Linked DNA regions of Homo sapiens: region 2 is linked to region 1. The links are chromatin loops, found by intact Hi-C in ENCODE. Cell type or tissue: ovary. All regions are shown on one strand. Links, peaks and the distances in the headings refer to the core of each region. The heading gives the core; the rest is flanking DNA. Region 1 has its middle 37 kb from the start of SEC63. Region 2 overlaps AFG1L (AFG1 like ATPase).

Evidence for each region. Hi-C counts contacts between places; a loop is a spot of excess contacts. Peaks named below come from ENCODE experiments on the same cell type or tissue, not always from the same donor. Only the 100,000 strongest peaks of a DNase experiment are listed, where the experiment ranks them.
Region 2: it touches region 1 in a loop (4-fold over the local background); 40 of 110 quality-filtered maps call a loop at or near these places.

What each region holds. Positions count from the first base shown.
Region 1 is chr6:107,992,198-107,997,577 of GRCh38, reverse strand. No RefSeq gene overlaps it. Among named protein-coding and RNA genes, the nearest start is that of SEC63, 37 kb to the right of the region's middle. In ovary, for the core only: no CTCF peak of the experiment used is centred there; no DNase peak of the experiment used is centred there.
Region 2 is chr6:108,524,354-108,529,733 of GRCh38, reverse strand. AFG1L (AFG1 like ATPase) reads right to left here. Exons shown (of 13, transcript NM_145315.5): 13 at 3,733-5,380. Among named protein-coding and RNA genes, the nearest start is that of FOXO3, 34 kb to the left of the region's middle. In ovary, for the core only: a CTCF peak has its summit at 2,884 (motif pointing right); a DNase peak (open chromatin) is centred at 2,670.

The DNA.
Region 1 (5,380 bases), core at 306-5,305:
CAATGCCAGTTTAAGTGTGTGTGTGTCTTATTCCAATGTCTAGGGAAGTAATTGCACCCGGCCATTCATGCCTCCCACCACCTACAGAACATTCTCATGATTGGCTTATTGAAGAAAATGTTTAAAGGCAAAAGAAAAATGAAAGTCATAAAAACCTCTGGAATTATTATGTAAACCCATGCTGGCTGGTTAATAATCATACAGTTAATTGGAAATTTTTGTTTCCAGTCTCTTTAGTAACTCCGAATCTTTCTTTTCCTGTTTACTCACTGAAATTCCTAAACTATTTCTAAAATGGTATTGCTCAGCCTAAGGAAAGGAAGTCCAGGGCAGTTATTTTTTATTTTTCAGATTCACTCTGTTATTTTGTATTGTATAATTTGCTCACGAGAGAACACACCCATTTTAAGTGTGCAATGCAGAGGATTTTAACAAATGTTTGCATCTGTAAAAACACCACGACAATCAAGACACAGAGTAGGCCAAGTGCAGTGGCTCACAATTGCAATCCCAGCACGTTGGGAGGCTGAGGTGGGAGGATCACTCAAGCATAGGAGCTCGAGACCAGCCTGAACAATATAGGGAGACACTGTCTCCACAAAAATATTTAAAAATTAGTTGGGCATGGTGGTACACTCCTGTAGCCCCAGCTACTCAGGACACTTAGGTGGGAGGATTGCTTGAGCCTGGGAGGTTGAGAGCAGATTCGGCAGCATAGTGAGACCCTGTCTCCACTTAAAAAAAAACAAAAACAAAAATAAAGCTGAGCATGGTGGCTCACGCCCGTAATGCCTATAATCCCAGCACTTTGGGAGGCCGAGATGGGAGAATTGCTTGAGCCCAGGAGTTTGAGACCAGCACTGGGCCACATATGAGACCTTGTCTCTACAAAAAAAAAAAAATGTTTTTTAAATAGCTGGGTGTGGTGGCATGTGCCTGTGGTCCCAGCTACCTGGGAGGCTGAGGTGGGAGGATTGCTTGGGCACAGGAAGCCGAGGCTGCTGTAATCCTTGATCAAACCACTGCACTTTAGCCTGGGTGACAGACCGAGACCCTGTCTAAAAAAAAAACAAAAAACAAAAAACTAGAGCATTTCCATCATGTCCCCAAATTTCTTCATTTCCCAACAGCAATTTGATACAAGAGGAATAGACTCTAAAGTGTCCATTTTAAAAGGATTTGCTTCCTTAAATCCAACTCATGCCTCTGTGGGCAAATTAAAATGACTTTATAGTACATCACTTAATAGTTTCTTTCCAATAGGTCATGTGTAATGTCTACTCAACATATAAGTTTAGTTATAACTGTCATTTAGGAGCCTCAGCCTTGCCTTCTGCCCTCATCTTGAGAGATGGCCCAACCACCTTTCCAAAGTCACTTCCCACTTCTGAACCCTCAGCCATGACTGTACTTTAAATGCACCATATTCAATAGTCAACACAATGCAACATCTGTGCATTTGCTCACGTGAAGTCCTAGCCTGGAAAGCTCTTCCTCTAGGGGCCAGTTCAATCCCTGCCTCTCTGAGAAGGCTTTTTCATCCAACTCAAACTTTTAGAGATCCCCCTGTCTCCAGAACATATGTGTTATACACTGCCTGGCACACATTGTTAGCATCGTCAGATTAGTGTCTCACGTGTGTCTCTCTCCTCCACAACTGGACTGTAAACTCCACAGGGGCAGGAACCTCCCATCGCCCCAGCAGTGTCCAGGGCCCAGTGAATAGTCGCTGAACGGCTGAACCCATGAGACTTTCCCTGGAAGAATATGTTATGTTCGAATAGGTCCCAAGTCACTTCATCACTCACAACGGGTAACTGGATGTAGATCTCAATTCTGCTTACAAAATTAAGTCTGCAGAACAAAGGCTAAGTTTCTTTCTTTCTCTTTCTTTCTTTTCTTTTCTTTTTTCTTTTAAAACAGGGCCTTACGTTGTCACTCAGGCTGGAGGGCAGTGGCTCCATCTCAGCACACTGCAGCCTCAACCTCCTGGGTTCAAGCAATCTAGCTGGGACTACAGGTGTGTGCCATCAAGCCTGGCTAATTTTTGTATTTTTTTTTTGTAGAGACAGGGTTCGAACCACGTTGCCTAGCCTGGTCTCAAACTCCTGAGCTCAAGCCATCCGCCCACCTTGGCCTCCCAAAGTGCTGGGATTACAGGCATGAGCCACTGAGCCTGGCCAAAGGCAAGTTCTTTGGTCCACTCTACACCTCCTCTCTTCCCCTTCCTTAGGAGATAAACTCTGTTATTAGATTGATATTGATATATACATTTTCAAGATCTTTATGTATATGTATGAGATATATGTGTATATATATACATATACACATACACAGCAAAATGTGGTATTGAAATAAGATCACACTGTACAGGTTGTTTCACACTTCCTTTTTTTATTCAACCATATTTTCCAGAAACAATAGTCCCTGCCTGAAAGCTTGACTCCCAATCCAATCCATCCAATAAATGGAAACTAGGATTCTACAGTATTTCCAAAACACAAATTTTTTTTTCTCTTTTTTTCTTTTTTTAGACAGGGACTCACTCCTGTCGCCCAGGCTGAAGTGCAATGGGATTATCTTGGCTCACTGCAGCCTCCACCTTTCTGGGCTCAAGCAATCCTCCCACCTCAGCCTCCCGAGTAGCTGGGACCACAGGTGGCACTGTGAAGCCTGGCAAATTTTCGTATTTTCAGTAGAGACGAGGATCTCCCTATGTTGCCCAGTGCTGGTCTTGAACTCCTGAGCTCAAGGAATTCTTCCACAGAAAGAAACCTCGGCCTCCCAAAGTGCTATGATTATAGATATGAGGCACTGTGCTCAGCCATTACTCATCTTCTTGTACCCATGCCTAGTAGTCTCTGTAATCCTTAAACATTCAGTTATGAAATGAATGGACTCAGACAGTGCATTTGAAATATTTAACTCTGACTTCAGCTGACCCCCCTCACCATTCTATTCCTGTGTTGTCTCAGTGTGTGTCCTATGCGTTCTACCTCAATGCAGATATCAGAGTCCCTTTGAGCTCCCTGAAGAATATACTCACACCAAAGTATTAGTAAGCAATGCAGATTTTTACTGCCGGAGTGAAAAACAAAAAGTAGTGGTGGGGAGGGAAGGGAGGATTGCAATTTGACAGTATAATTCACTGTTATTTTGTTGCCCAATAAAAGGGTCATACTCTTTCATCCAATGAAAACACTTTTTTTTTTTTTTTTGAGACAGAGTCCTACTCTGTCACCCAGGCTGGAGTGCAGTGGCATGATCCCAGCTCACTGCAATCTCCACCTCTGGGGTTCAAGAAATTCTCCTGCCTCAGCCTCCCAAGTAGCTGGAATTACAGGTGCACCACCATGCCCGGCTAATTTTGTATTTTGTATTTTTTTTTTTTTTGAGACAAGGTCTCGCTCTGTCACCAGGCTGGAAAGCAGTGGTGCATTCTCGGCTCACTGCAACCTCCACGTCTCGGGTTCAAGTGATTCTCTTGCCTCAGCCTCCCGAGTAGCTGGGACTACGAGTGTGCATCACCACGCCCGGCCTAATTTTGTATTTTTAGTAGAGGTGGGCTTTCACCATGTTGGCCAGGCTGATCTTGAACTGCTGACCTCAAGTAATCTGCCTGCCTCAGCCTTCCAAAATGCTGGATTATAGGCTTGAGCCACTGCACCCAGTGAAAACACTTTTTCTGCAACTGAATTCTAGGAGAAATTTACTACAAGAAACCTTATGTAGGGACACTGGTTAAGATTACAGTGTTCTCAGTCTCAGTTCCGAAAATATAGAGAAACATTATTTAGATGGATATTCCTGATATCACCCCTACATAAAAGCCTAGGTAATGATATTCCATTTTAAATTCAGTGAAGACTTTCCAGGGGGAGTAAAGATAATATAGTTTGGATACGTTCTTTTCTGATAATATAGTTTGAATACCTTTTTTTCTGATTATCTAATGACCCAATGTTGATAAATATATTGCATATATGCTGATCCTCTGAGCTGTCACACCTGTGGCAGACATGACTAGTCAATCACGACAGAATTTCCCACTGAGCCCAGACGTCATAGATCTCAACATAGCATCCACCACCAATGATTGAAATTGGCGTATATGATGAAAAGATAAAACCCCTGCCATCGGCCGGGCGAGGGGGCTCACACCAGTAATCCCAGTACTTTGGGAGGCCGAGGCGGGCGGATCACGAGGTCAGGAGATCGAGACCATCCTGGCTAACACCGTCTCTACTAAAAATACAAAAAATGAGCCGGGCATGGTGGTGAGTGCCTATAGTCCCAGCTACTCAGAAGGCTGAGGCAGGAGAATGGCGTGAACGCGGGAGGTGGAGCTTGCATTGAGCAGAGATAGCACCACTGCACTCCAGCCTGGGCAACAGAGTGAGACTCTGTCTCAAAAAAAAAAAAAAAAAAAAAAAAAAAATCAAACAACAAAAAAAAAAACCCTGCCATCCTGGAATATATTGATAGCTTATTTAATGTCTGAGAGGCTTTTGTGTATGGAGAGTAATGCTCACTACTCTTTGGGCTTTGTTCCATGCCAAATTTATTAATTTTATGAATTTGTTAAATTAACGTCTCCTTAAACAATTAACACTCGTAAGTATTCAAACTACTTATAAGAGGAACCAACCCAAACTTAATAGGTTTAAATAAGTTAAATTTCCCTAAACATTTAAACATTTACCAAAATTTATTTAACTAAACTCTTCTAATCATTTAATGAAAATCCCAAGTTCAATCGGAGTCTCTCAAATGCTCTTTAAACACTTTAAAGAGCAGACAACACACACAAAATCTCACAATAATTACAAAACTGCATATTTATACTAAAACTGATTAGAAAAGGCTAGCGGTGAGGATTTAAAGGTTTTCTTTATGCTTTTTTTTTATATTTGTTTTTACAGATGAGGTTTCACTATGTTGCCGAGGCTGGAGTACAGTGGCTGTTCACAGGCTTGATTATAACACACTGCAGACTCAACCTCCTGGCCTCAGGGAGTCCTCCAGCCTCAGCCTCTTGAGTAGCTGGGACTACAGGCACTTGGCTCTTTATGCTTATCTAATCTAATTTTTATATCTCCCGAGACTTACATTTTTGCGTGTATATAGTGAATGCTGTGGTGTGCCATTTAGATCCTTCTGCAGGACTAAGGCACTCATTCCCTCAGGGGCCAAACAGCTCATAACTGAGCCCCTCCCAGAGCAGGGTCTCTCTGCCAATGAAAGCTCCAAGATTATGCCTCCTGGTGGGTGGGGGTGGGGGAATGTTACATTCAATGACTTGTCCATAAGAGAGAACAAAGGCCTGGCCCCTTGGCAGCAAGTTGAGACATCTCTGAAGGGCCACCCCAGATTCACAGCA
Region 2 (5,380 bases), core at 300-5,299, 530 kb before region 1:
TAATAACTCTTTTTCTTTTTCTTTTTTCTTTCTTTTCACTCCTGGCTTCAAGTGATCCCCCAACCTTGGCCTCCCAAAGTGTTGGGATTATAGGCGTGAGCCATCGTGCCTGGCCAAAATAATGACTTTTTTTTTTTAAAGCTGTAAACTTCATTATGTCCCACATAGCATCTAGCAGAGTGCCTTGTCATAAGAAGCACTTGACAGTGTTTATTCAATAAATTAAAGAGTGAATCAGAGAAATGAGAACTATCTACTGCATTCCCAAAGGCCAGCTTGTCCTAGGACTCTCTGGAGTCTTATCCCCAGCCCCCAGGTGGATAATGAGAACTGGGAGACTCCAGAACTGATCCAGTCACTGTAGACGAAACCGTAGAAACATGCAGGACAGGCTGAAAGTCCTGGGATCACCTTTGCTCAAACTGCTCCTGTCTTCAGATTGTTGGATTTGCCATTCATTCCAATAACTAACCATTCTCCAAGTCCTGTCCTGCACTGATACTTATCTTGAACCCTTTCTCCATCATGTAACATGATTCTAATGTCTATCCCTTCTTTTCTGTTCCCAACATCACTGGCTCTTGTCGACTGCCAAGGGGCCAGTGGCAGAGTATTAGAGTACTGCAGCTGTGTGAGTGCCTGAGACAGTATCACTGCAAAAGGTGTAGCACTGCCAGAAAATATTTCAGTGTGGAGGATTGGGTTGGGTAACTATTTGAGACACACTGAGTTTACGCAACATTCAAAAGGAGAGATCCAGTAGGCAATTGGAAGTACAGAACAGGAGACTGGTGGAGTCAGGGATGGGAAGACACACTTGAGAATAACTGGCATCGGCTGGTATTTGTTGCTATGGACATCAAGAAAAGAGTGTGAAAAAGACGTTATGTGTGAAAGTACTTTGTATAATATTGGGTGTTGTTTTTTATAATCGCCATTTTTATGTGGATCCAAGAAAGAACTTAGATGGTGAGAAAAGGAAAAGGAACCAGAAGCTTTCAGAGAAGGAGGAGCTGAGACACAGGAGGAGAAGCTAAAGAAGAGAGTTGCAAGGTTGGGGCTGGGCTGGCAAAGTGCTTAGGGCTCAGAGCAGTAGGCAGCAACAAGGATGACATGAGGCAGTGGCTAGGGGGTCTCAATGGGTAGACTGGCTACCATCTTCTCCTGTATTCAAATTCCCATCCAGCTTGGCCCCACCCTTCCCATGCTTAGCACCCCCTCTCCACTCCAGTTGCCAATACCAGCTCTTACCAGTGGGCTCCAGTGGGCACATGGGAATCCTTCATCCCATTAGCAATAAACTCAGCCTTGTCCAAGGGTGGTCCAGGGACCCTTGAGGGACCTGTGACTCTTAGTGAGTCCATGAGGTCAAAGTCATTTTCCATAAAACCACTAAGACATTATTTACCTTTCTCACTCATTCTCCCACATGCACACAGTTGATTTTTTCAGGAGCTACATGATGTGTGATATTCCAACAGAATCTGTCTGTATTTTACTAAACCAGACATTGGCAAAAATTTAAAACAATGCCACTTTTCTCACTAACTTGTTTTTTGTTTTGGAAATGCTGTTACTTTTCATAATGCTATTTAGGTAATATTTCATGTGCTTATTGTTATTTTTAAATGAATTAAATATCTAACAATTTCTGTTTGATTTCTAATACTGGTGATTATATATCCCACCCACATAAAAGCTCTTTGGGGTCTGCAAGCATTTTGAAAGTGGAAAGTGGGGCCAAACGTGGTGCTCATGCTTATAATTCCAGCACTTTGGGAGGCCAAGGTGGGAGGATCACTTGAGCCCAGGAGTTCGAGACCAGCCCTGCCAACATAGCCAGAGCCCATCTGTGTTTTAAAAAAAATTTTAAAAATTAGCTCAGCATGGTGGTGCATATCTGTAGTCCCAGCTACTTAGGAGGCTGAGGTGGAAGGATCACTTGAGCCTGGGAGGTCAAGGCTGCAGCGAGCCATGATTGTGCCTGGGTGACAAAGTAGGACACTCTCTCAATTATTGTGAAGATTAAATATTTCAAAGTTTGCCAACCACTGATTCCAGTTCTTTGCCATCACATATGGGGTTGTGCAAAACAACACCCTTGTGCATACCCCTACACCCACATCTTTCCTGTTCTAGCCTCAAGACCCACGATGACTTTAAAATGGGGGCTACTATTATTACTACTACCAGAAGGGCTGCAGAGCACAGGGTCGGGATCCAGAAGACATATGCTTACTCGATATGCTTGTGAAACCACTTACCCTCCGAGTGCCCCAGTTTCCTCATGGGTAGTAGGATAATTGCATCTCCCTTGCAGAATTTGCTGTGGACGACGGATATGGTAGGAGCAAACGATCCTTCCGCCTTGGCCTCCTAAAGTGCTTTCTAAACTAGGAAGTGCTGCGTGGTTAACTATTTTGACGTTGTTAGTGTGGGTGGAGAAGAAAGGCAGAGGAGCCTTGGTCCCCAGGGAGGAGAGGGGTGGGCTCTGGGAGGTGACTTTGTGTGTGCCAGTGTGCTGATGACCTGGGCTCCAGGAATCATAGCAACAGCCTCTGCTCCCTGGAAAGTGCCGTGGTCTCTGCATCAGGCGCCCAGAGTCAGGACCCAGCTGCAGGCAGGGCTCTCTGTGCGTACCGGCTGTGTAGTCACAGGCAAGAGCTCCACGGCCTGCCTGATTGGCGGTGATCAACCCTGCTGCACCTTAGAATCTTACAAGGAACATTAACAAGTGCTGATGCTGGGGCCCCACATCTGACCCACCATACCTGACCCTGGATGTGGACCTAGGCCTAGGAATGTGTAGCCTTGAGAACCACTGGCCTTTTTTTTTTCTCCTGTCAGTTCATCCTACTGACCACAAGATGGTGCCCTCTTTCTGGGAAATCTTTGATGTTCACCAAACAAGCAACAATTCATTTTCTGTATTAATCCTGAAAACATGGATTTGAATTTAACAATCTTCTCCAGCATCTCATTAAGCCAGACCCGTGTGCTCTTGGTGTCTAGCCATTTAATGCGTATCTTTTCCCTTCTGTTAGAAACCAGTGGGTTGGAATGTGTCTTCTGTTTTGCATTCCTCAAAAGGCTATAACACAAAGCAGAAAGTAGGATTTATGATCATAATCATTAGTATCAATAACAACTGATGTTCGTTTAATCCTTTGCCATTTGCAAAGCGCTTTTCACCAACAATCCTCATAGTAACTCTATGAAATGGGCATTATGATTCCCATTTATAAGATGACACAACTGAGGCTCAGAGCACTATCTTGGTCGAGGTCACAAAACAATAATTAGCAGAACTGAATTTTCCAATGCCAGATCTCAAGCCCTTTCCACTGCATCATTAGAGACCAGCAATCAACCACCGGGAACCCAGAAAGTACAGCCCTGAGACAGGAAAATTCTCGGGACGACATCCAGAAAGCCCCCTAGGCAAGCAGGTAAGACAGACTGATGGCTCCATGCAGCACAGACGAAAGGTCAGTGGACAGGCATGTTTGACTGGACCGAATGACCAGCTAGGGCAACAGATGTGAGGGTCCTAGTGAGCTGCTGGACTGAGTCAGTAGACACTCGACAAGAGGGCAGATTTTAACATTTGTAATTTTCTGTTCCAGAAAAATGAACTGCTATATGCCAATAGGGAACATTCATCTTAATTCTGACTGTAAAAGAAGTTATAAACTCATTTCCAAAGAAAATCCTTTCCTACCAGCAAGTGACTTCTTTTGAGATTAGTAAATCTAATAAAGGTAACTTACAGACTTGCTGCAAGACAGATTCCCGTAACTGATCAAGAACCCAAATGTCAGGGACCCAGGCGCCCAATCCTTCTGCATGTTTTTAATCTCAGATAAAGCAGCCGTCAAGTGTAGGTTCAAGTTACTTGGACCAGCAATACTGTTTTCAGGACAGAGGCAATGAAATGGAAAATTTAATACGTTAGCACTTTGCTAATTTTATTGACTTCGGTTATATCTTAGCAATTCATTAATCTGTTTTAGCTGTTTTCTGTGTCTCAGCTTCCCTGTCTATAAAATGATTATAATGGCACCTATCTCATAAGACTGTTATATGGATCAAAAGAGTTTATTTATAAAGCACATAGAACCATGCCCAGGACACAGAAAACATCATGTGTTTCTTAAATAAATAAATGGATATAAGCACATCCACTTATTTTACAAGTGAAATTTTAATTTTTTTCAATATTCCAACTAATTTTAAAATTATGTCATTTGCACACTTATAAGTACAGGAAATATACTTTAAGAAGATAAAAGTATTGCCTTATTATTAAAATTTGAAGTCCCACTGAAAATGCATAAATTTGATTAAAATAATACTACAGTCTTTTTGGCCTCAGAAATAGGTTAAAAATTACTTAAGTCCATCCTGTTTTTCATCTCAGGATTAGTGATATCAGCAAATAAGCTCATACACTGCCTAAAGAAATATGAGAAGTGATAAGATTTTTCTTTTTCTTCTCTAAAGAAAGTTTTCCTTTTTCTCCGCTTGACCTCTGTTAAGTCTGGGAACTAGTCATCAGTTTGGAGAGCACCCTTGGCACATGATGTTTTCTCCTGACTCTAAAGACATCCCCCCGGTCTGTGTTTTGAATTGAGCAGGAGCTTTCCACAGCAGTACTCAGCTCAAACCTCCGTCTCAAAGTATACATTTAAAGCATTTCAAAAAAAGAGCATTTGCTGAGAGACTTCTATGGAGAAAGACTGGAATGCTGAGAATGTAATAGGGGCAGGGCTCAGAAGAAAGACATATAAAGTGAAATGTTGCTCTCCAATCTAGGGGTTGTTTTTCATGTTGGCATTACTTTTCTTTTAGTAGAGCTACCATACTGTTTCCTAGTGATGGCTATTCTTGAAGACTTGGGTTTTTTTCTTGCATGCTATTTTATGAAACCAGCTTTGGAGATTTCCAGCCACCATGGAACTCCCTCCCCTCCAGAGATCCAGCCAAAGCCTTCTAGCCCCACTTTCTGCATAAACCCTTCTCCCAGCTCAAAGAGCCTCTTCCACTGCAGCCAATCCCAGCAGGCCCCTGGAACTGGGGAAGGAGATTGCGGATTGGGGGCACAGAAGTGGGCACATGCTCCAGTTACTTAGGTGGAGACTGAGCTACAGTTTTTTTCTCAGGGTTTAAGTTCTTTCGTACCAAAATGACATTATAGGGAAGCTACACTGAGAATTACATAGGCTTCTATGCGTTTGACCAGCACCCCAACTAACATTACGTGATTGTTTCGATGGAAAAATGAAACTTTATTCCCAATATCTGACCTCAGATGAACTTTTATAACATAACTTGACAGGGGGACTCTTCTACATACACTCACACTCAGGGACAGGTCTGT